3 separate regions of the Homo sapiens genome follow, and all the other regions are linked to region 3. The links are chromatin loops, found by intact Hi-C in ENCODE. Cell type or tissue: PC-9. All regions are shown on one strand.

The links. A loop is a pair of places that touch in the nucleus more often than their neighbours do. Peaks named below come from ENCODE experiments on the same cell type or tissue, not always from the same donor. Only the 100,000 strongest peaks of a DNase experiment are listed, where the experiment ranks them.
Region 1: it touches region 3 in a loop (4-fold over the local background); 25 of 110 quality-filtered maps call a loop at or near these places.
Region 2: a loop joins it to region 3, with 5 times the contacts of the local background. A loop is called at or near these places in 8 of 110 quality-filtered maps.

What each region holds. Positions count from the first base shown.
Region 1 is chr11:69,297,663-69,305,662 of GRCh38, reverse strand. It overlaps the pseudogene IFITM9P. Among named protein-coding and RNA genes, the nearest start is that of MYEOV, 7.5 kb to the right of the region's middle. RefSeq lists a silencer at 5,952-6,140 and enhancers at 6,921-7,180, 6,934-7,795, 7,761-7,830, 7,337-8,000, 7,796-8,000. In PC-9, no CTCF peak of the experiment used is centred here; DNase peaks (open chromatin) are centred at 3,822, 5,132, 5,462, 7,012 and 1 weaker place; H3K4me3 peaks cover 5,149 bases; H3K27ac peaks cover 7,438 bases.
Region 2 is chr11:69,493,213-69,501,212 of GRCh38, reverse strand. No RefSeq gene overlaps it. Among named protein-coding and RNA genes, the nearest start is that of LINC01488, 16 kb to the right of the region's middle. RefSeq lists enhancers at 1,077-1,611, 3,145-3,958, 3,959-4,774, 4,954-5,496, 3,447-7,796. In PC-9, no CTCF peak of the experiment used is centred here; a DNase peak (open chromatin) is centred at 3,842; H3K27me3 peaks cover 660 bases.
Region 3 is chr11:69,119,936-69,127,935 of GRCh38, reverse strand. No RefSeq gene overlaps it. Among named protein-coding and RNA genes, the nearest start is that of SMIM38, 32 kb to the left of the region's middle. RefSeq lists enhancers at 4,326-5,141, 4,861-5,155, 6,913-7,541 and a silencer at 4,861-5,155. In PC-9, a CTCF peak has its summit at 3,973; DNase peaks (open chromatin) are centred at 4,935 and 5,485; H3K4me3 peaks cover 1,500 bases; H3K27ac peaks cover 4,316 bases.

The sequences.
Region 1 (8,000 bases), 180 kb before region 3:
TGGAGTGATCACCGCTAACTACAACCTCCGCCTCCCAGGTTCAAGTGATTCTCCTGCCTCAGCCTCCCGAGTAGCTGGGACTACAGGTGCTCGCCACCACACCCGGCTAATTTTTGTATTTTTAGTAGAGACGTGGTTTCACCAAGTTGGCCAGGCTGGTCTCGAACTCCTGACCTCAAGTGATCTGCCACAACCATGTGGGGGGGAATTATTATTATCGTCATGTCCATGCTACAGAGGAAGAAACTGAAGATCAGCGAGGTTGCCAAGGACATGTAGCTAGAAAGCCTGAGCTCAGAACCCGTGCTCTTAATTAAGGCACCACACTGCCTCCCTTCTGATGAAGGCCCAGAGGGGCAAAGGAACCTTGGGAGGTCACACAGCAAGCTATTGGCTGTATACAAACCCAGGATTCCTGACTCCCAGGCCTCTGTTCTTGCACCCACATACTCCAGGTCCTCCATTTATTCCGGGGATAATACGAGCAGGTTCTTCATGGGAGAGAGACATAAAGGAAATTTCTCCTGCAATGAGGCACTTGTGAGATTCTTGAGAGAGATTAATAAAATCTTATCAAAGAGCACAGTGATTCATGCCAGCCCACCCTGTCAATCAGGAATCGGCAGAACTATAATTTCTATCAAACTATAATTAGCTGAATTTCCTTTTGTAATCTTGGGAATCTGAACTGACTGCAGCCTATCATTGGAGCCGTGGGATAATGATCAGCTGCTTCTCGTACAAAAAGGTTAGGAGTCAAAATGCCCTACGGGTCCCTTTGATGTTTAAAGAGGAATCATTAATGCAAAGACACGAAAAAATTAGTGGAATTTCAAATACAAAACAAATGTAGCCTTGTTGGGATCCAGGGTTTCATGGAGGGAGGGATGCTTGCCCGGCTGCTAAACCAGGATGGCTTCCTGGCCATGGCCACCCCCTCCTTGGACAAGTGCCACAGAGTGGGTGAGGAGTGGGGTCAGTATTTCTCTAGGGCCAGCATGGTGCCAGGTAAACAGTGCATACAAGAAGTAAGTGGAGAATGAATGAGTAGATGAATGAATGAATGAAGTGGGAGGGGTTGGTGTTTTGTTCCTACACATGAGCCTTTGCCATCTGTCATTCTACCTGGAATACCTTCCCCTCTTTCTGACTCTCTGCCTGGGGAATCTGCTGCTCAGCCTTCAAGACTCACCTCAAATGCCCCTTCCTTCAGGAAGGCTTCCTGGATTTCCTCCCCAACTTGGCTGCTCTCTCCTCAAGCTCCTGGGGCCTTAGTCTGCATTTCCTCTCCCGCTAACCCCAGTCAAGGCTTCTGTGGCAGGCACCACTCTGCACTGAGGATTTATGTCAATGAAATTGACTTGGGTCCCTGTCCAAGGGGGTCTGCATTCTATTGAGGGGAGACAGAAGGCAGGCAGTAACCTGTGCTCATCAAAAGGTGCTCATCAGCCTTTGTGTGTCCTTCCCCCATCAGGGAATCTCTGGGGAAGACCTCGTCTGCCCCACCTCTGTGTCCCCAGAGCTGAGGGGCATCATCAGAAAATGGATATTAGGATCACAGATCATAAATCTACCCTTAACCCCATCCCCCAGTCCCTTCTCAACCTGGCAGGCAGAGCATCCTTTCAGCAGCCTGAGTCGGACCCATCCTTCCCCTGCTCCCTAATCCATTCAAGCGAAAGCCAAAGGCCTTAAAAAGTCCTGCAAGGGTAGGACCAACAAACTCACCCTTTGAGAGGAGAAGGGGGCCCCATAAGAATACACTAGAGCGGAGAAAACGAAACTACTAGGGAAAGGGAGGGCCCACTGAGAATCACCCCAGAAACCCGACCACCACTGGTCTTCGCTGGACACCATGAACCACACTGTCCAAACCTTCTTCTCTCCTGTCAACAGCAGCCAGCCCCCCCAACTATGAGATGCTCAAGGAGGAACACGACGTGGCTGTGCGGGGGCACCCCACAACCCTGCTCCCCCGACATCCACTGTGATCCACATCCGCAGCGAGACCTCCGTGCCCGACCATGTTGTCTGGTCCCTGTTCAACGCCCTCTTCATGAACCCCTGCCGCCCGGGCTTCAAGGCATTCGCCTACTCCGTGTAGTCTAGGGACAGGAAGATGGTTGGCGACCTGACTGGGGCCCAGGCCTATGCCTCCACCGCCAAGTGCCTGAACATCTGGGCCCTGATTTTGGGCATCCTCACGACCATTCTGCTCATCGTCATCCCAGTGTTGATCATCCAAGCCCATCGATAGATCAGGAGGCATCATTGAGGCCAGGAGCTCTGCCCATGACCTGTATCCCACGTACTCCACCTTCCATTCCTCGCCCTGCCCCCGGAGCCAAGTCCTGTTATCAGCCCTTTATCTTCACACACTTTTCTACAATAGCATTCAATAAAGTGTATATGTTTCTGGTGCTGCTGCGAAAAAAAAAAAAAAAAAAAAGAATACACTAGAGCACGTGGGGCCATCCCAGAAAACTGGTCCCATGTCAGCCTCCCTGGGAGATGGGAGATTGTGCAGGATCTAGCCACTTCCCAGATTTGGTCCCCTCTGCCAGCCTCCCTACTGCTCCACAGCGGGGTGCGCTGTCCAGACACCCCCCATCCCTGCTCACCGTGCCCCCCCGATCCCATCCAAAGCCCTTCTCAGAGAGCACCCTCTTCCCTCACTCTCCTTTCTCTTTCCCAAGGTTCTGATTGCCTCCATAGCAGGCCAGGCCATGTGACTATGGTTACTGCCTGTCTTCCGTCTCCCCTCAATAGAATGCAGACCCCCTTGGACAGGGACCCAAGTCAATTTCATTGACATAAATCCTCAGTGCAGAGCGGTGCCTGCCACAGAAGGCTTGACTGGGGTTAGCGGGAGAGGAAATGAATGAAAAGGACAGGGTGCTCAGCGGTGCCGGCTTCCTGTGTCCCAGGTTCCTGCCATGGCAAATTCAGAGGCTGATGTATGGGCCTCATGGACCCTGAGACCACCAGCCCCAGCCTGGCCCCAGGCCCCGTGCCAGGCTCCCAGCGGCTGCCCTACCTGGCACCTACTGTGTGGGGGCCAGGCTACCACCCCGGCCTCTCTCTTCCCACCCCTGGGAGCCCAGCACTCAGGGTTCACCACCCTGGGTCCCTAAGCTCTTAGTGTAGCCCAGGCTTCCAGTTGGAGAGAGGCTCACCTCTCAGGCCCAGAATTGTGTTCCTGGTGGCATCTGACACCAGGACTCAGGACCTGCCAGAGGTGAGCCCTGCAGGTCAGAGGGCTGTGGGACACTCCTGGCCCCAGGAGGGACAGAGGAGCACCAGGTGCCCACACAAGTCACCAGAGGCGGTGCCTGCCGACAGCCCGACTACAGACGAGGACACGGAGGCCTGGAGCCGTGCATGGCCTGCCCCACACCCTACAGAAAGGAAGCGCTGGGACAGACACAGAGCAGGGCTGCCCACTCCGGAGCTGGCCTGGTCCACTGCAAAGGGGCCACAGGCCCTCTGCGGGAGAGCCTAGCCTGGGTGTGGCTGCTGAGGAGACAGGCAAGGGGGGCAGGTGAGTCACTTTCCTCTCCTCATCCCAGTGAATCTTAGTGAGCTGAGGGGCCCAGTGTTCCTCCAAATGACTGCTAAGGGGCCTCAAGGAGACAGGCACCTAGCCCTCCCATCTGCAGGGAACCCAGCCCAGTGAGGTCAGAGGGCTCCCGGGCTGGAAGGGACCCAGAGGGTGTCCACACCTTCCCGGAGGTCATCTTGCCCAGCCCTCTCTCCCTGCCAGGGGCCCATCAGGCAGGCCTGAGTGCCCTCCACACCCTTGGCAACTGCCCAGTGAGATTTCAGGGAGGTGGCCTCAGGGGTAGACACTGTATGAATGAAGGAATGTGTGGTAGGAGGTGACAGTGGTGACTCAGGGTGACTCAGCTGGAGCCTGCCAAGGGCCTGCTGAGCAGCTGTCTGCAGCCACAGTGGTCCCCAGCCTGCCCACCCTGCAGCAGGGGCCAGCTTCCCTTTCCCCAGGGCCCATCTCTCCTGCTGGCTTCATGCCCAGACATTTAGAAAATGGTGGGAAAGAGGGTGCATGGCAGGTGCCTTGGCTGAGCCTGGGAATGGAGTGAGGGAAGGCCTGTGAGCGGAAGAGAGAGGCGGGGGTGCTGCCCCTCCTCCTAGGAAAACCTGGACACTCCACCATAGAGGCCCATCTCATCCAGTAAATCCCCATAATCCAGACGGGAAACCAAGGCCAGGAGGGGAGAAGACTGGCCATGGTCAAGGGGCTGATAAGGCTGAACCAAGAAAATGACCCGAGTCTCTTGGTCCTAGACAAACCATTGGTCTTCTAGTTGGTGGAGGACATGGGCATTGTGCCACGCATGCCAAGTTTCCATCTGTGAAGCCGAGCAAGCCCCAGCACAGTCTCTGCTAGAAGCATCTCACATTACCCATATCCCAAGCGAGCCCCATCACAGTCTCTGCTAGAAGCGTCTCACATTGCCCATATCCCGAGCGAGCCCCATCACGGTCTCTGCTAGAAGCGTCTCATGTTGCCCATATCCCAAGCGAGCCTCATCATAGTCTCTGCTAGAAGCATCTCACATTGCCCATATGCCTGAGATGACCCAGGTGCTTATTTCACTTTCTACCAACCCCCTATAACATCTATCCACTATCTATCTGTCCATGCATTCATCCATCTATCCACATCCACACATTCATCCATCGTTGATCAATCCATCCTTCCATCTGTTCATCCCTCCATCCATCCTTCCACCCTTCCATCCATCCTTCCACCCTTCCATCCATCCATCCATCCATCCATCATCCGTGCATTCATTCATCACTTATCCATCCACCCATCCCTTCATCCATCCACCCACTCATCCATCTTCCCTTAGACCATCCACACATTCATTTATCCATTTATCCTTCCACATATCTGTCTGGAATTCATACCCTTCGGTTAGTGGATAATTCATCCATCAATTCCTTATTCATTAAACAAACCCTAGGAAGCCTTGACAGGGTAGCCAGTCCTGTGACTTCCCCCTGACCCTCAGCCTTCCACACCCTACTCCCTCCTCTCCAGCCATCAAGCCGTGCTCATCCCAGCAGGCCCCAGTGACTCAGACACGCATGGTCCATGACTTTCAGGAGCTCATAGTCTCAAGGGACAGACAGGATCTGAACCCAGAAAACTCTAAACCAGGCAGAACTGCCAATGCCTCCACCCCTCTCTGTCTCCAGGATGGTGGAGTCCTTAGTCCCGTTCCTGCTGCTGCTGGTCTTTGTTCCTCACCTGCTGGGGATGGGGAGGACCCGAGCTCCCCATTCTCGCACCAGCTGGCTTGGGGAGAGGGGTCGATTCTGAGGGGAGGAGGACTGGGACGGCAGAGAATGAGCAGTGCCTGCCACTTCCTGCCTGGCCTGAGCTTGCCTCCCAGTGCTTCTAGGAGTGGTCTGTGGACCTTCCCAGTGCCTTGAGATCCCCAGATAAGAGGGAGTTCCAGAGGGGCAGCTCAGCCTCATAAAACCAAAATGGGTTGCGTTCTTCCTGTTGTGTTTTTATCATCATGACACCACAGAGCTTTCACATTTCAAAGTGCCTTGCCCCTGTGATGGTTTCATCCCCGCAGCAGCCATGGCCAGAGGGTCAGGGAGGGTGGCGAGAGACCCCTGGACTGCGATTCGGATGACTCCGGGAGCACCTACTGCATGACCTTGGACAGAACTTGCCTCTTAGGCCTCAGTTTCCTCAACTGCAGAAGGAGAGACAACGCCTCCTCACAGGGGCAGCACCAGGGTGAAATGAGACCCTGGATAGGAGACCCCAACACAGTGCCATGTGCATTGTGCTGCACGAAGCTGTGGTCAGCCGGGCGGGGCCAGCCAAGCACACAAGCCTGCAGGGGTTCCTCACCGTGCTCAGTAAAATGTCCAAGCCACTCAGCCTGGCCGACCCCCTGGCCTGGCCTCCATCCCCGCTCCACACCACCCAGACCCCCCACACACTCCTCTCCAGCTCCGACACACCAGGGTCTCTCCTGCACTCAAGCCTTGCACTTGCTGTCTCTCTGCCTGGAGACCCCTCCCTGCCTCTCCTCCCAGCCAGTCCCTTCCCCTAGCTGGTATCTCATCCTTCAGGCTCTGCTCGGATGCCCCCTCTTCCAGGGAGGCTTCTGTGATGCCCAGATTGGGTGGCCCCCCTCCTCTGCATCTCCCCTGCTAAGGGGGGTTGGCACTGGGCGTCCTTACCATCCGGGACTGCTGTTCTGTCTCCACCATCAGATTGGCAGCATGCGGTGGGGGAGAACATCAGAGTCACTGATGTGCGCAGAGGGCCAGTGGGGCCTGGCACTGAGGGGCCACAGGATCATCTGATGCGTGGAGAATGAATGATGCCAGCATGACCCCGGGCTCCCTGTGGACACCTGGAAGCTACTCGCAGGAGGCGATACGAGGTTGGGTTTAGGAGCCTGTGCCCCAACAGGCATCGTTTTCTTCCCATCCCCTTCTCTTCCCTCCCCCTTGGATCCACCCCACACTGAGAGGTGGGAACCACAGAGGGAGCTGGACCAGTCAGCAGAGGCCATCCTCCCTGGGCCTCCCAGCTCTGTGCTGAAACAAGGATGGGTCAGTGGGGCCAGGGGAAGCGCCAAGGTGCTCAGACCCAACCCTCAGCTCCTATAGAATCCTGAGTTTGAGGCTCTGCGCCAGGCCCCTGTGGGGGTGAGCTGGGAGGCACCGTGGGAGACAGAAGCATAGTGGCGGGAAGGGGGGGTCCTGACAGAGGCCGTGGGGTGGACAAACTCAAGCCTCTTAAACCCCAGGAGCACCCTCACTGGCCCCTGCAAACTTGCAAACACCCTGTGAACTGGCTGTAGGGCTGCGGGCCGGGCAGCCCAGGCAGGACACAGGAAGCGGGCGGGTCGTGTTTTTGTGAATGAAACTGCAGCCCAGCTTCCTCCTGGTCTCCACGCCCTGCTGGCCTCGCTTGACCACTCCGTAACCTCAGGCAAAGCACTGGCAGAAAGGGGGAACTTCAAAACGAAAGTGTGAGTCAGACAGGAGAAGGAAACGGAGAGAGAAATTCTTGTTTCACGGAGGCCTCACATGAGACCTGACCTGGGCTGGAACTGCAGCCTGGCCCCCAGCAGCTCCAGTCCCAGGGATGTCCACCTGCAGCCTCGGCCTGCTCGCCATGCCTGGCCCCCAGCCCCTCCAACACCATCTGGATGGGGAGGGGCCACCCACACCCCATCTGGGGCCCTCGACAAGGACGGCTGCAGAGGGTTCCCCGACAGTCATTTCCCATTGATCCCAGGAATGTTGAGTGAGCACCTACTGTGTGCCCGGCCTTGTGCTGTGAACGAGATAAGTAGGGCCCTGCCTTCATGGAGCTGACAGTCCACACTGGGGGCCGTTAACATGGGGAGCAAGTTGAATAGAGTTTGGGGTTGTTCCTTGTGTTACTATGGAGATAAATAGGTTGCTATGACGGACTGGCAGTATGTACGTGGGAGGAGGTGGCATGCAGCTGGGCTCGGAAGGAGGAGATGGGACCACCACAAAGAGCGGAGTGACGTGCATGCCAGGTGGCAGGGAGGCAGCCGGGGGAAGCAGCTCAGGATGTTCTAGGAACTCCAGAGGTTGTTGCGACGGAAGTACAAGGAATGAGGGGGCCAAGGATGAGAAGGAAGTGGTGCACGTGGGGCATTGGGGGTGGCTTGCAAAGCCCCCATTACCTTCTGAGCCCAGAGCTTGGGCAGGGCTTGTGCCCAGACAGAAAGGAAGCTTGCTGAACACCGGGGTTTCCCGCCTTGCAGATGGTCTGCTTTGGGGAAGTCACAGGTCCGTCTCCCTTGGAACAGGCAGGAAAGCCCCTCCATCCTTGGTGTCTGGGGTAGGGGAGTGAGGCAGGGCTGCTCACTCAGCCGCCTGCCTGGGACCCCTAAGCTTCCTCTTGACCCCTGACTCCTCTCCCAGGCAGGTTCTTCACCTCTCCTCCCTTGCTTGGAATG
Region 2 (8,000 bases), 370 kb before region 3:
TCGTCTATCTTTCTCTCCTTCCTTATTTCCCTCCATGCATCTGCTCTCCCTCCCTCCTTCCTCCCCCTCCCTCCTTTCTTTCCATCCAGCAGGTGCTGGCTGAGCACCAGGCGGTGTCAGACCCTGGGGTGCTGAGATGATTCAGACCCAGCCTTGGCCTCGATTTGCCCACAGTCTACTTGGACAGACAGACGAGGCAATGTGGACTTTCCCTGCAGGGTGATGCCTGCCTGGGTGACATGGAGCCCAGAGGAGGGGTGCCTGGCCCAGGTTTGGGTGAGGAGGAACACCCCACTCCGAGGGAAGGGGATGAGCAGGAGCCGGTGGGCGGCCGGGAGTGGAAGTGTGACCCATCTCCAGCAGAGCAAACAGGTTGAACCATGGGTGGGAAGCAAGAGGGGTGCATGGGTGGACTGGTTGGAGCAAAGGTCAGAGGCAGGGCCAGGAGGGTGGGCTGTGAGGCTGGACACACCTAGGAGAGATAAGGAGGTGCAGGTGCCTTGACACACACGTGTGCAGGAAGTAGGGGCCTGGCCCACAAAGACACCGTGCCCCCTGCACCTGCTGTCTGGCCAGTTTGCACAAATGCATGCACTGCTCAGGCTCTGTGTGGGGCTGCTCAGGGTCTGGGGCAGGTGCAGAGTGGAAGCGAGAATGCAGCGCTCTGGGGCGCCAGGTGCCTGCCTGAACTTCCTGGCTCCAAGCAGTTCCCTGCCTGCCAGGCTGGAGGATTTGTCTTCTGGGGCTGCACAGATGGAGCCTCCTAGACTGCAGGGAGGACAGGTCCCTGTACTGGTGCAAGGACTCAGTGCCTGTGAGCTGTGTGGCCTCGGGGCAGCCCCTTCCCTCTTAGGGGACCTGTTTTGGCCCACTGGACACTATGATTGAAAGCACAGGTTCCAGCTTGCAGGTTTAAGTCCTGGCAATGACCTTGGGCAAATGGTTTGCCCCTCTGGTCCTCAGCGCCCTGCCCTGCCAAGTGGGGCAGCAGCCCCTGCTGTGTGAGAGCCTGCATGCTGGTGGCAGCAGCTGGACCCTAAGCAGGCTTCAGCCCTGGACACTGCAAATTGTTCCCTTGAGCTTCCATCACAGTGCTGCCGGAGGCGCGGGAAGGCAACATGGTGTGTTGTAACACGCTGCCTGGTGGGAGCGTCTCTGCTAGGCCTCGAGGGCCCTCCTTTGAGGTTGGCCAGGAAGGGGCAGGAGAGAGGAGAGCTGGGGCCAGCAAAGCAGGCTCAGAGACGCCTCCAGATTCGGTCTGAGTTGAAAGGGCTCTGGTCGCAGTGTGGAGCAGGTGTGCCCTACATTGCAAATCCCACTGGGTCTTCTCATTGCCCCACAGCAGCCCCAAGAAGCAGGTGGTGTCGCTCACTCAAGCCCTGGAGTCAGGAAGGGACAGAACAGGGACTCGCCCAGTCTCTGCAGGTTCCCGCCAATGCACTCCTACCTCCTGCTTGCACTTACTCCTCATGATGAAGTCTGTACAGTTCCAACCACTGTGTGGGTTACAGCAAAGAGGCTTCTCTGAGTAGACAGAGTGAAAGGGGTGGGCTGGTCTCATGGTCAGGGCTGCCGCTGGCTGGGCACCTGCTGCGTGTCCCAGGGTGAGCTGGATTCTTAACCATTCGGCTTTACACACCTTCCACTTTAGAACAGTTGCAGCTTCACGGAGAAGTTACGGACACAGCAAGAGCTCCCGCGTGCCCCACACCCAGCTTCCCCTACTGTGAACATCTAATATTAGTAGGGTGTGCTTGTCAGAGTTAACGAACTCATGTCAATGCATTCTTGTTAATTAAGGTCTGTAGTTTGTTTGGCTTTCCCACAATACCCTTTTCTGTCCCAGAGCCCCATCCAGGGCCCCACGTGACACTGGGTCACCCCATTTCCTGAGACTCCCTGGGCTGCGGCAGCTTCTCTCTTTGCTTGCTTGTGACATCCTCACCAGTTTTGAGGACTGGTTTTGAGGATTTCACAGAATGCCCTTTAGTTGATCTCATAGTTGGACTGGGTTATGGGGTTTGGGAAGGAAGACCCCAGAGGGAAAACACCCTTCTCATCACACCTGCCGCTGGCAGGTGCTGAAGGCATGACTTATCTCTGTGGTCCCCTTTCTACTGAGGAAGGAGGTACAGCAGCTCACAGAGGTGACAAGCCTGGAGGAGGCGGAGTGGGCCTCATCACCCAGGGATGTATCTAGGGCTCGCTATCCCCCTGCCTATACCTGCACTTGCATATACCTGTACCTGCACCCGCATATACCTGTACCTGCACCCGTCCACCTATACCTGCACCTCTCCACCTGTACCTGCACCTCTCCACCTGTACCTGCACCTCTCCACCTATATCTGCACCCCTCCACCTATACCTGCACCCCTCCACCTGAACCTGCACCCTTCTACCTGTACCTGCACCCCTTCACCTGTACCTGCACCCCTCCACCTATACTCACATTTGTACATACCTATACCTCCATCCCTCCACCTACCCACACTTGCACATACCTTCACCTGCACCCCTCCACCTACACCCGCACCCCTCCACCTATACCTGCAGTCCTCCACCTATACCTACACCCCTCCGCCTATACCTGCACCCCTCCACCTGTACCTGCACCCCTTCACTTATACCTGCACCCCTCCACCTACACCTGCACCCCTCCACCTACACATGCACCCCTCCACCTATACCTGCACCTCTCCACCTACACTTGCACCCCTCCACCTATACCCACACCCATCCGCCTATACCTGCAGTCCTCCACCTATACCTGCACCCCTCCACCTATACCTGCACCCCTCTGCCTATACCTGCACCCCTTCACCTATACCTGCAACCCTTCACCTATACCTGCACCCTTCCACCTACACATGCACCCCTCCGCCTATACCTGCACCTCTCCACCTACACTTGCACCCCTCCACCTATACCCACACCCCTCCGCCTATACCTGCAGTCCTCCACCTATACCTACACCCCTCCGCCTATACCTGCACCCCTCCACCTGTACCTGCACCCCTTCACCTATACCTGCACCCCTCCACCTATACATGCACCCCTCCACCTATACCTGCACCCCTCCACCTATACCTGCACCCCTCCACCTATACCTGCACCCCTTCACCTATACCTGCACCCCTTCACCTATACCTGCACCCCTCCACCTACACATGCACCCCTCCGCCTATACCTGCACCCCTCCACCTACACTTGCACCCCTCCACCTATACCCACACCCCTCCACCTATACCTGCAGTCCTCCACCTATACCTCCACCCCTCCACCTATACCTGCACCCCTCTGCCTATACCTGCACCCCTCCGCCTATACCTGCAACTTGCACATGCCCATACCTGCACCTCTGCACCTGGACCTGAACTGCCTATACCTATACCAGCATTTTCATCAGGACCCTTTGGAGTTGAGGCTCTGAGTCCTGATGCCCAGGTCTCAGGCACTGAGGGGTATCAATTGGCCCCAGACAGTAAATGCAGCCTGCTTCCAGGGGCAGACATCCACCCCAACCCCACTCTGGCTGGCGTTCCTGCACAGAGGCTGCTGCAGTGCCCTGTGTGTGGGGAAGGGTGCGCCTCCCCTGTGGTCTCCTTTCTGGGGGCCGGCCCCCGCCCCCACCCCATCCCACCACAGAGCCTGATATCTGGGGGTGAGGTCATCGTTATTTATGTGATGGCCCTGCTGCCCGGTGGTGTTTGCACACAAAGGCCCCGCTCTGGGACTGTGCCATGCGGGCCGGCATTCCAGCACATTCCTGCAGCCCGCAGCCCAGCCCTGGACAATAGCTCGCCCTCTCTCCTTTGCCGGGCCGGCCTCTGTGAACAGAGCACTGTTGACAGCCGAGGCTGCTCTCACTCCCGAAGAATTCCAAAAATGGAACAATGTACGCCCGGCCTGGGACTCTCAGGCAGCTGCTCAGAGCAGGGCCCTGGAAGGCTGCGGTCTGGAACTGCCTGTGTAGCTGTCCTTTTGGCCGGCATTTCAATGGGAACCTGGGGCAGGGCGGGGCGGGGGGGCGGGTGGGCGCCACGAGAAGAGAGGAAATAGAAAACACCCAAACCAACCTGGAAGCAAGCCAGCACTTCCCTGGCCGCACAATCCCCGTGGTGAGGAGGCTGAGATGGTGGGCTCAAGCACACTGTGCTGGCCAAGTCTATGCAGGCACTGACCTTTGCCCAAGACCTGTGAGTGGTTCCCCAGCTCCTAGATCAGCTCCTGCCTCAGACAAGTAAATGGGGGTGGCAAGGCAGGAGTGACACATTTGAGCAGTGGGGGAATGAGGGAGAACGAGAGCCGGGACCCCTGCATCCTGGTCCAGGGCTCAGGCCACTGCTGCCTCCCAAAGATCTGTCCTCAGCCCAGGTGGGGACCACCCTGCTCCTGAGTACAGTGCCCCCCTGCATTGCAGTCTCAGGACAACTTCTGAAAGCCTGCTGTGGCTGGAGGAATGACCACACCTGGACGTCCACAGCCACTTGTCCCAGGATTTCTCTATCCTGCAATGCGGCCGGATAATTCTCTGCTGTGGGGACTGTCCTGGGCCCTGTAGGGTATTTAGCAGCATCTCTGGCCTCTGCCCTCCAGATGCCAGTACCAAGCCCCTTCAGTTGTCCCCACAACTGTCTCTCTGTTGGGGGCAGAAAGAAAAGAGAGGGAAGAGAGAACATCCAAACCACCCTCAAAGCAAGGTAGAGCTCCCCTGAGTGCATGGTGCTCGTCAACTCAGGAAAGCACGGATAATGCTGCCGGAAGTTGGTTCTGCAGCTGGCGAGGTGGCCACCCGGGACAAGGATGGCTCTGGCGCCATGCCCGTCTTGGACTAGAAGGAAAAGACAGAAGGACGAGTCTGCCTGTGAGTGATACCAACACGGGAAAGCAGAGCTAGAGAAGGAGGGATGGAGACCCCAAGTTCCGATGACAGACTCCTGGAACCAGCTATGCCTGAAGCTCTTCTACATCAATTAACCCTCTCCTTTTGGCTGTAACCAGTTTAAATTGGTGTTCTGTCGCTTGTAGCTGAAATTTTCTGCACAACCCACCTTCTTCACCCGATGGCACGCTGCTGTCTCTTCCCAGCCAATCTTGGTCAGGAGAAACATTCACTGTTGCTGCAGGGGGCTTGGGCTGTCATGGCCTCCCAAACCCAGCTGAGCTTGCTGCATATTGTTAAAGCCCTGCGGGTGGAGGAGAGCAAGGCATCCCGTGCCCCTCAAAGTCTGCCACCAGCACGGTCATCCCAGCTGCCCCACCTGCCCCAGGAGCTCCTGTCATCAAGCCCTGCCTCCTCTTTTCTTCCCGGAGCTCACATCATCCCCAGGAGGTACTTAGGACCAGGGATCTCAGGCCTGGTGCAGAGGTGAGGACAGAGGTGTAGGAGCTGGGACTCGGCCCCACACCCTTCAAGTTCCCAGTTGTGAACGTCTGGGCCCTGGGATCAGCAAAGCCAGCCTCCCCTCCCGGCCATGTGTTTATGCTGGACATGAATGGAGCCCCTGGAGGCCAGGAAGGGTGAGGCCTCCAAAGCCCTGGGGAAGATCCTGGTAGGGGGACAACCCCAGGCTGGATGGGCTTTGAATTATCCAGGTGGCACCAGAACCTCAGAGGCCTCTTTCACAGGCGGGAATGATGTGGCAAAGCCCAGCTGGCCCCAAGTGGCTTCACATATTCCACAGGGAGCAGGGACCCACTCACTTCCCAGCAGCCCCTGTGTGTGTGTGTGTGTGTGTGTGCATGCGTGTGTGCACCTGCACACCCATGTGTGTGAGTGTGTGAGTATCTAGCAGGGGCTGGTGAGGTGAGGGCAGCTTCTTCCACCTTCCGGGCTCTGGGTGGGTGTCCTGATTCATCTTTGTCCTTGCCCTCCTCACTTAAGACCTGCTATCCTGGTGCATGGCTTCTTCCAGCCCCAGGGCTTTGTGGCAACTTCCCACTGGTCAGAATCATACATTGAAAAATCTTCCTAGAAGCACCGGGGGGTTGGGTGGCCTTTCCCTACCAGGTCTCCAGAGGTTCCAGCCCCTCTGGTTCCTGTCCATGCTTTCCTGCTGGAGGTGGGGACTCTGGGGAAGCCACCTACTCCTCATGCAGCTCTTCCAGGAGTGCAGCGGCTGCTGTGGCCAATTGTGCCCACAAGCCTGCCAGCCTCAATCTTACTGGCCAGTTGTCAAAGCCCAGATCCCAGGTCTCACCATGTTTTCCTCTGAGAGGGCCCTCACTGTCCGGGACCACCTGCCATGCAGCAGGCACTTGAGTCCAGGATTTGGGCCTCTCTGGCAGGGCTGCTCCCCTGTTGCCGCAAGTGCTGCATTTTGAGGAGTCATTTCCACGCCCCCGGCATAGTCACGAAAAGCCCCTTGGGTTTGCCCTGAAAGCCCAGGTTGTGGTTGAGGGTCTTTCTGTGCATCTGGCAACCACATAGCCCTGTGCCTATGCCCTGCAGAAAGGCTGGCTTCTCCGCCTCCTTGTCTCCTCTGTGGGGGGTGGGCCTGGCCCTGTCATGCCAGAGAGGAATATCGGTGAAGCTGCCGGATGGCGTCACCGCGGGAAGAACAATTGGATGATGACAATCGAAGGAAGGTGAAAGATCTTGTCCCAGTCTTCCTGTTTTTGTGCACAGTTGACTCAGATGGGCACTGATAACGCGGCTGAGGGCTGGTCCTGCAGCAGGGCTGGGGTGGCTCTGGCTCTATGCCCATCTGTGCCATCTCCTGCTTCTTCCTGTGCAGAGCAGGGGTCAGATGGCAAAGCCTTCATGGCTCAGGTGTGGCTGGGGGCACCTGGAGGTCCTGAGATGGGGAGCAGGGATAGAGATGAAAGGTTCTCACGCCCTGCCCTCGGGCTGCCCCTCGTGGTGATGGCAAGCAGGTGACGGCAGCAGCAGGAGAGCAGTGCCCTCTGCCAAGGGAAGAGCTGCCCAGGCCTAGAGTCCCAGGATGTAGCAGTGCCCAGTCTTCTCGCAGAGCAGAACACATCCCTGTCAGGTCTTCCTGGCCTCTGCTTAGACCTGGCGGGGGAGGCGATGTGTCAGGGAAGGATTTCTTGAGATGTCCTAGCCGCCCTAGTCCCCACGCTGCTGGACAGCTCACCTTCCAGAAAGCTCTCCCACCCCCTGGAGTCATGCCGCCCCAGGGGCCCCAAGGCCACCGAACTCTGCCTCCTTCCAAACTTCCTTTGATGGTCGAAGCGCCCCCTCCACACGCCATGAACACAGTGCGTGAGCCAGGTTTTCGGCATGTTTTCGTCGCTTTCTTCATAACTGCCCAAACTTGGAAGCAACCCAGGTGCCCTTCACAAAGCGGATGATAAATAAACTGCGGTACGTCCAGATAGCGGAATATTATTATTCAGTGCTAAGGAGAAATGAGCTCTTAAGTCGCTGAAAGACAGGAAGAGTAACTACACATTACTCAGTGAAAGAAGCCGATCTGAAAAGGCTACAAGCTGTATGACTCCAACCCTGTGACATACGGAAAAGGCAAAACTGTGGAGACAGGAAAGGATCAGTGGTTGCCAGGGGCTGGGGGAGGTAAGGAGTGAGTGGATGGAGGACGGAGGACATTGGGGGCAGTGAAGCTATTCTGCGTGATACTGTAATGGCGGATATATGTCATTATACATTTATCCAAAGCCACAGAATCACCACACCAACAGTGACTGCTTATGTCACCTACTGACTTTATAATAATGGGTCAATATTGGTTCCTCAATTGTAACAAATGTACCACAAGATGCAAGATGTTAGTCACAGAGGAAACTGTGTGTGTGTTTGGGAAGGTGGGATATGGGAATTCTGCACTTTCTGTTCAGTTTTGCAGTGAACCTAAAACTGCTCTAAGGAATCATCTAATCATTGATTAAAAAAGAAAAAAGGAATTTGCGTGCACCACACGCCAGCTTCGAATCCTCAACAGATTTCATCACCGACAGCAGTGTTCCTTAGGCTGATCTGATGCAGATCCTTTGAAAAGATTCCCGTGGGTTCCTGG
Region 3 (8,000 bases):
CATATGACTTTCAGGATTGTTTTTTTTCTATTTCTGTGAAGAATGTCATTGCTATTTTGATAGGGATTGCACTGAATCTGTAGATCACTTTAGGTCATATGTGGGGACATTATTAACCATCATTTCTTCAACCTAAAAGTTCATTTCTTTCTTTTGATTTTAAAAGACATTAAAACATCACTGTGGGTCCCTGCAAGTATCATGGGCCCAGGCGCAGTGTGTCCTGGAGGTGCCACCCCATCTCCATCCACCCCAGCACCTGGCACATTCTCCCGGCACACAGTAGGTGCGCACCAGGCTGCCTTCCTGCAGGGGTCCCAGCAGCTAGAGAGAGGTCAGCTCGCCTGTGCTTTCTGCTCCCCCTCCCCAGTTATCACCTGTGCCTCCTCCTGGGTGCTGGGTGGATAATGTTCTTTGCTGTAATCTGCTCCTTCCGAGGGTGCCTTCCCACTGGCCGCCCTGCACAAACAGCCCCACTCTGGCTGCCACCCGCCCGGCTCCAGACTCCTGATATGAATGCAAAGGTTAGATATTCTTGACACCGCTTTAATTTTTCAAATAGCAAGCCAGTTACCAAGCACGTTGGCACCTGGGCTCGGTTCCCCCACGACTTGGCAGGGCCCACGCAAGCTGCTGGCAGTGATGGATGCATGCCCCTCGGCACACCCCCCCCCCACCCACCCACCCGGCCGCAGCCACGCCAGCCCCAGGACCTCACGCAGCCAGTCCCCGGCAGCTGTAAGGCCCGAGTGCCAAGACACAGAGTGGGCTTTTCCAAGCGCCGGGATCCGGCTGGGCGGGCTTCCCAGCACGGCCTCTGGGAAATGTGTGCAAGGCCTCCGTCAATCTGTAGGGACTAAGCTGCTAGGAGGGCCTGGGGCTGAGCGATTTCATGTTTTTTCCCACCCACCTGGCCTCACCCTCCCTCAGCCTCCTCGCCAAAACAAAATCACTTTAAAAATAAAAAGTAACAGGCAATGCAGAGGCTCTCAGAGCTGGATGGAACTTAGCCATCAGAGGGTCCCATTCACTCATGGTACAGTTGGAGACACTGAAGCTGCAACCAGGAGGCTGAACAGCCAAGACTAGAGCCAGGGTTTTGGCTATCAGAGGGGACAGTCGCTCAGCAGTTCTCAGGAGCATGCGAGCCAGGCAGCCGGTCCGATTCCTAGCTCTGCCACTCGTGAGCTCTGCAACTCCGGGCAAATCTCTTCACCTCTCTGTGCCTCAGTCTCCCCATCCACAGAGTACAACCCACACAGGACCTGCCTCTCAGGCTATTGTCAGGACGACGGTGTCATCAGCATATGGGGAGAGGTGGGCCTCAAGCAAGGCTGGACAGTCGCCGCATGGGGTACAGAACCCTGGAATGGTAGGGTCCCTGAGGAAGGTCAGAGTCAGACCCCTGCGGCAGGTGAGACACAAAGGCCATTCCGGACCGCACTCCACAGTGAGGCCAGCACCCGCATCCATGCACCAGGCCACCAAGAAGGGCCGTCTGTCCGCCAGGCACCGTCTGGTGCTGCTAGGTCTCTGGGAAGGACTCCAGCTCCTGACTTATGGGCACTGGCAAGTACTAGGTAGACAGACTGGAGCTCGAGGGGACATCAGAGCCCTCTGGACAGGCCCAGAGAGGGGCTGCATGTGGCCCAAAGCACCCAGCCCAAGGACTCAGACCCCACCAGGTTGTGTGCCCTCCTCAACCTCATAGCAGATAGGGCTCTGAGGCAAAGCCCCTCCCCTGCCTGCCTCCCTTTTGAGAAGCCTGAAGCCCCATCTGATCAGCCCTCGAATGTCCACTAAATGCCTCTAAACAGGAGGTGGGGTTCAGCCTCTCACAGACAAGTGTGCCTGAGAGCCTCAGGTGAGCCAGGGGCCACTCAGCAGAGGCACAGGCTGGAGGGACAGGGCCCTGGACAGGTGCAGTTTGATGAGGGTAGAAGGACACAGATGACGCCTGGGCCAGCGTCACCCACACACCAGCCCCTGGCCACACAGCTGCTGATCACTCTGTACATGGCTGGTGAGACTCATAAACTGTGGGGGTTTTTTTTAAATATATTTAATTTTAATTATTTTACATTTAAAAACTGAAGCAATAATTGGATTATTTGTAACTCAGAGGATAAATGTTTGTGGGATGGATACCCCATTCCCCAGGACGTGCTGATTTCACACTGCATGCCTGTATCCAAACATCTCATGGACCCCACAGGTACATACACCTACTACAGACCTGCAGAAAAATTCATTAAATTTAATTTTTAAAAACTGAAGCCATGTGGGCCAGGCGCAGTGGCCCACGCCTGTGATCCCAACACTTTGGGAGGCCAAGGCAGGCAGATCACTAGGTCAGGAGTTCGAGACCAGCCTGACCAACATAGTGAAACCCTGTCTCTACTAAAAACACAAAAATTAGCTGGGCGTGGTGGTGTGCACCTGTAATCCCAGCTACTCAGGAGGCTGAGGCAGGAGAATCGCTTGAACCCGGGAGGTGGAGGTTGTAGTGAGCCAAGATTGTGCCACTGCACTCCAGCCTAAGCGACAGAGTGATACTCCTTCTCAAAAAAAAAAAATTAAAAATACTGAAGCCATGTGAAATAGCCTCTTGTTCAACACAACTTTATTGTCTAGGTAGGACATTCAACATGTAGTGTCTGAAGTAAGAGGTGCTCTCAATGTAAGTACCAGGTTTTTAAGACTAGTACATACAAAAGAATGCAAAATATCCCAATAATTTTGATTATGTGCTGTTTCAATATTTTGGATGGATTGGGTTAAATAAAATGTGATTAAAATTCATTTCACCAGTTTCTTTTTACCTTTTTAATGTGGCTACTCAAAAATTGTAAATTATCTCTGTGGTTCGCATGACAAATGCTGCCCAACTTACGATGGGGTTACGTTCCAGCAAACCCATCCACTGAATCAAACGCATTGAATCCACCTGAACATCATAGCGCAGCCTGGCCCACCCTATGTGTGCCCAGATCACTGCCATTAGCCTACAATTGGGCAAAATCATCTAACACAAAGCCTGCTTTATAATAAGATGTTTACTATTTCATGGAATTTACTGATGTTCTACTGAACGCATATGGCTTTCACACCATTGTGAAGTCAAGAGATCCTTAAGCTGCATCCTAAGTTGGGAGCCATCTGTCTACAGCTGACCCTTAAACAACACGGGTTTCAACCTATAGGCAGGTTTTCTTCCACCTCTACCACCCCTGAGGCACAAAGACCAACCTCTCCTCCCACTCCTCCTCCTCCTTCCTACCCCTCCTCCTCTGACTTAGCCTCTTTGATGTAAGATGACAAGGATGGAAACCTTTATGATGATCCACTTCCACTTACTGAATAGTAAATATATTTCTCTTCTTTATGATTTTCTTAATAACATGTTCTTACTTTATTGTAAGAACACAGCATGTAATACATGTAACATACAAAATATCTGTCCATCAACTGTTGATGTTATCAGTGAGGCTTCTGGTCAACAGTCGACTATTCGTAGTTCAGTTTTGGAGGAGTCGAAAGTTACATGCAGGTTTTCACTGCATGGGGGAGGGGGTCGCAACCCTAACACGTGCATTGTTCAAGGGGAAACTGCGTGTCTGTTGGGCCCCAGTGTTTTGGGGCCTTTGCTGATTTGCTCCTTTTGAACTCGCCAGTAAAGGTGGTAATAAACGTAGCAGAACCCTCGCCGGCCCTCCCGAGCACCAGTCTGGGAGCTAAGCTTACATTCTCCAGCTGCCCTCAATGCCCCCGCATTCCGACAAGATAGGATCCATTGATCCCTATCCGGGCCCAGAGAGATGGAGTAACTTGCCCAGGTCACACAGCAAGGCCTTGGGGGACCTCATATCTACAGGCCTGAGGTGGAGGCCCTGGGAGGGCGCCTGGTCTCCTCTCCTCCCTCCAGCTCCTCAGCCACATTCTGCCCTGGATTTTCTCGGGGATTGGGGGCCTTTCTCAGTTCCTAAAACCAACAGTGAATCCAACCCCAGGAGCGCCTCCTCTGGCCGCTGTCTACTGGAACCAGGGGAGGAGAGAAGTGAGACCAGAGACTGCAGACCTTGAAGGCTAGAACAGGGAAGGGGGAAGTGGGCCAGCGGGGAGGGTCGTGGCGGGGGCACCCAGGGGTACAAAGGTACTTAGCCCCTGCAAGGGCCAGGAGGGAGGGCAGGGGGAAGTAGGAGGACCCCACCCGTCGCCCACTCAGCAAAGGACTCTTGGGCACCTGGCGCGCACTCACCACCATGCTCAGTGTTGGGTGCAGTGGTGGGTGGGGCCTCAACCTCACAGAGCTGGCATTCGGCGGCAGGGACAGGTGCTGACCACCCTAATGGTCAAGCGGAATGCTTGCAGGGTGCAAGGTCACAAAGTTCTGGGTTCAAACTCTAGCTGGGCCCCACTATGTGACCCTGGGCTACCGTGGGCTGCAGCCCGCTGGCGTGAGGAGAGACCTCAAAGGTGCAGGGAACTCTGGGGCTTCCCCCACCACGGGTAGAGGAGATTCAGAGGTCTCCGCAGAGCGCACAGAAAAGCCAGCTCTGCCCCAGCCCCCTCCCCGCCCTCACACCCAGCCTGAGCACTTCCTTCACTCCCTGGATCAAGGCTGCATGCAAGATGTCACCGGCTCACTGGCTCTGCAACCTACGTCTCTGCAAACCACTGATGCCGCCCACTCCCGCCTCTCACAGGGAGCTGACTCGATTTGCCCGAGGTCCCTGAGCTGGCAGGAACAGATCAGAGTGTTCTGGCTCCCCTCCCCCCGCCCCCCCGCCATGGGTCTAGCAGATTAAAAGAAAACTTCCCCAGGAAGGCTGCAGAGACACACCCAGCCCTGTTTCTGAGATCACAGGCGAGGAGCCCAGAGGCAGGGACAGAATGACAAATGCTTCTTAGGGGACCCAAATGCCTCCCGTTCTGGGTACAGAGTGCTGCCCTATTATCCACCAATGCAGAGAGCACTGCTGCAGGGCGAGGGCTCCGGAATGTTTGCAGGACGCATAGCAGAGCTGTGAGTCAGCCGAGGCAGGGAGGAGGCCGCACAGCAGGGCGGGCAGGTGGGGAGCCGGGCGTGAGGTCAAACCCTCCATGCAGAACTAGGGTAAACAATGGCCCAGGACCAGCCCTTGGGCGGCATTCTCCATGGCCCAGCCCAGGTAACATCGGAACTGTGCCCAAGAGGAGGAAAGGCACTCGCCAGGAGGGAAGCCATTTGCCCTGGGTCCTGCCGGGATTTGGGGCCAAGATTCTGGACTCCCAGCACAGTGCTCTCTCTTGGCCAAGCGCTGCCTGGGCATGGCTGTCCCTGGATATAAATGAAACCTTGTAGATTTGAAGAGTATTCTAGCCGCCCCGGAAGGCTGGCTGCTCAGAGGTGCTGTCTCACGATGGGATCATATACGCAGACATGGGGCCCTACCTCAAACTGGCCGTGCGACCTGGGGCAAGCCACTTATGGGTCTGAGTCCCAGATGCCCCACCTGGAAAAGGGACAGGAATTCCTACCACCCCAGGCACATGTACAGTTCCAATGAGATAAGAACCGAAGCACCCGCTGTGTGCCAGGCACTGGGTAGGGGCTTTTCACGTGGTATCTGTTGTCTGTGCTGTACCCTCTCCACGTTAGGGAGGCAGAAACTGGCATGTGGAGAGGCCAGCTTGCCGTCGGCCACACTCTGAGGATGTGGCAAGGCCAGAATCTGCAGGTTCATGCCCTCTGCAGTGCAGTGCCTCCAGCAGGCTCCCAGAGGGCATGGGACCCTCCGCCCCAACCCGCCTGTGAGCCCCTCAGAGCCTGGGAAGACACGTGCGGGTGCAGCTGCAGGGAGGGCAGGGCTGATCCAAAGGCTCCTTGGGGTGGGGAAGGATGGCTGAGCCGGGATCCACTTTCCACATGGGTCCTGAGCACACTGCTCTTCACTCCAAGTTCTCGGCCACTTGGGATCACGCTCTTCTTTAATTCTCCAAGCAATGCCTCCCACTGCCCTCGGAGCAGTACACTCCACCAGGGGCCTCCCCAGAGTCCCTGGGGATCGGGCTGAGACAGATGGGCAGGGGCTTGACTCCCTCCGAGCTGCCCTCCGCCAGCTGCCTCCACTCCTGTTCTCAGGCCCACCTTGCCCCCTGCCCCTCACTGGGCACCCCAGGGTCATGGTGGGGGCAGGCGGTCCCAAAGGCCTAGGCTCTGGATGACTTGCATTGAATAACGTTCCACTGCTCCCAGGACCCCCGTGCAGGGTAGCACTGTCTCCCTCTCTCCAGCACCTCTGCCTGGCTCCCACGGCCCTCCCCCCCGACCAAAACCACCAATTCCGAGCCTCAATGATACAGAGTGGTCCAGCCAACCTTTCACCAGCTACCCAAAAATCCCAGGGGAGGTAGTCAGCTGGGCTTGATGACAGCCACCCCAGCCCTGGGGGAGCCACTCCCAGGCAGGACACCTCCTGCCTCTCAGGTCATACCCCTTCCTAGATGCCCACATCTGTATGATGGGGATGAGAAAATCTTCTCTTTATGGAAGAAAATCTACAGAGAGCCCTGAGCAGGAGCCTGGCATGGATATAACACGCACCCAACAGCTGCTGCCACTTCCTTCCCTGGGAGGGCCTTCTGCAGCTCGGCGCCCTCAGCCTGTGCGTGGCTTTGCCCCCTGCACATTTGGTAAGTGAAGCTCAAGGCTGAGACCAAAGGCACACAGGGGCGTGTGCATGCTTGAGTCTTATGGGTACGTGCTGTGTGCCTGTGTGCATGCATGCCCAGGCAGGTACGTGTGTGTGGGTGTGCAGAAACATGTACGTGTGTGCATGCATGCCCAGGCAGGTACGTGTGTGTGGGTGTGCAGAAACATGTATCTGTGTGTGTTGTGTGCAGAAGCATGTACATGTGTGTTGGTGTGCAGAAGCATGTATGTGTGTGTGCATGTTTGTATAGATGTGTTGTGCCTGTGTGTGCATGTGGGCAAGTATATGTGTGGCTCACATAAGAAAGTTCCTTAAATTATAACACCTTGGAGTATGTCACACTTATTGCTGCCATGATTATAGCAGTGGTCACTTTTGGGTGCCTGGTGAGTGCCCAGCTAAGCACTTGCCCGGTGAGGGTCCCAGCCAGGATTGAATTCCAGCCTTCGTGACTGCAGACGGGCACCCCCCACCTGCACCTGGCATGTCAGGGACCTAGCACACAGGAGCGTGTGACCACCTGACCCAAGAGCTCTGCAGCAAAGGGCCCAAGCCCATTTGCTGGATCCTGAGCCGCTATTGCGGCTGGACTCTCACACGTGACCTGTGCACCCGACCTGTTTGCCACATGGCACCAGGCCCTTTCTGACCGCACCCCCCTCTCGTCCCAGCCAGCAGGCATCAGCAGGACCCTGGGAAAGCAACAGTGATGTAGTCAGGGCCACCTCCTCATCTCCTGCTCCATGCTAAAGAGAGAGCCAGACCAAGACTGGAGGTCTCTAGGAGGGACAAATAGAGCCACCAAGTCCTCGCAGAGGAGCAGCCCCTGCATGCTGCTGTGAGCGTGGGGTACCCCACCTCCTCACACCAGCCCCACCAGCAGGAGGTCGACGGCCACGTTCTACAGGTGAGGAAACTGAAGCGCAATGTGGACCCTGCCTGAGGTTACCCAGCTAACATGCTGCAGCCGCGGTGCGAAGCCAGCCGTGGCTTCCATTCAGACATGCTACTCCAAGGAGACCCCCAGACCTCCCCAGCAAGGCTGCCCTCTCTCCCCACCCTGCTTCCCCAGGGGGCTGAGTCTCTGATCCCATGAGAATGCAAGCCACAAGGATAGGACTTGGTCTGTTCTGTCCCCTGCGGTGCCCCAGCACTGTGAGGTGTGCTTGGCTCATGGAAGGTGTTCAGAAAGTGCTGAATGAATGGATGAGTGTGTGAGTGAATGAATGAATGGGCTGCTTCAGTCTCGGCTCAGAGTCAGGGTCCTGAGGTCATTTGCGGGTTGGAATCTTCATTCCACATTGG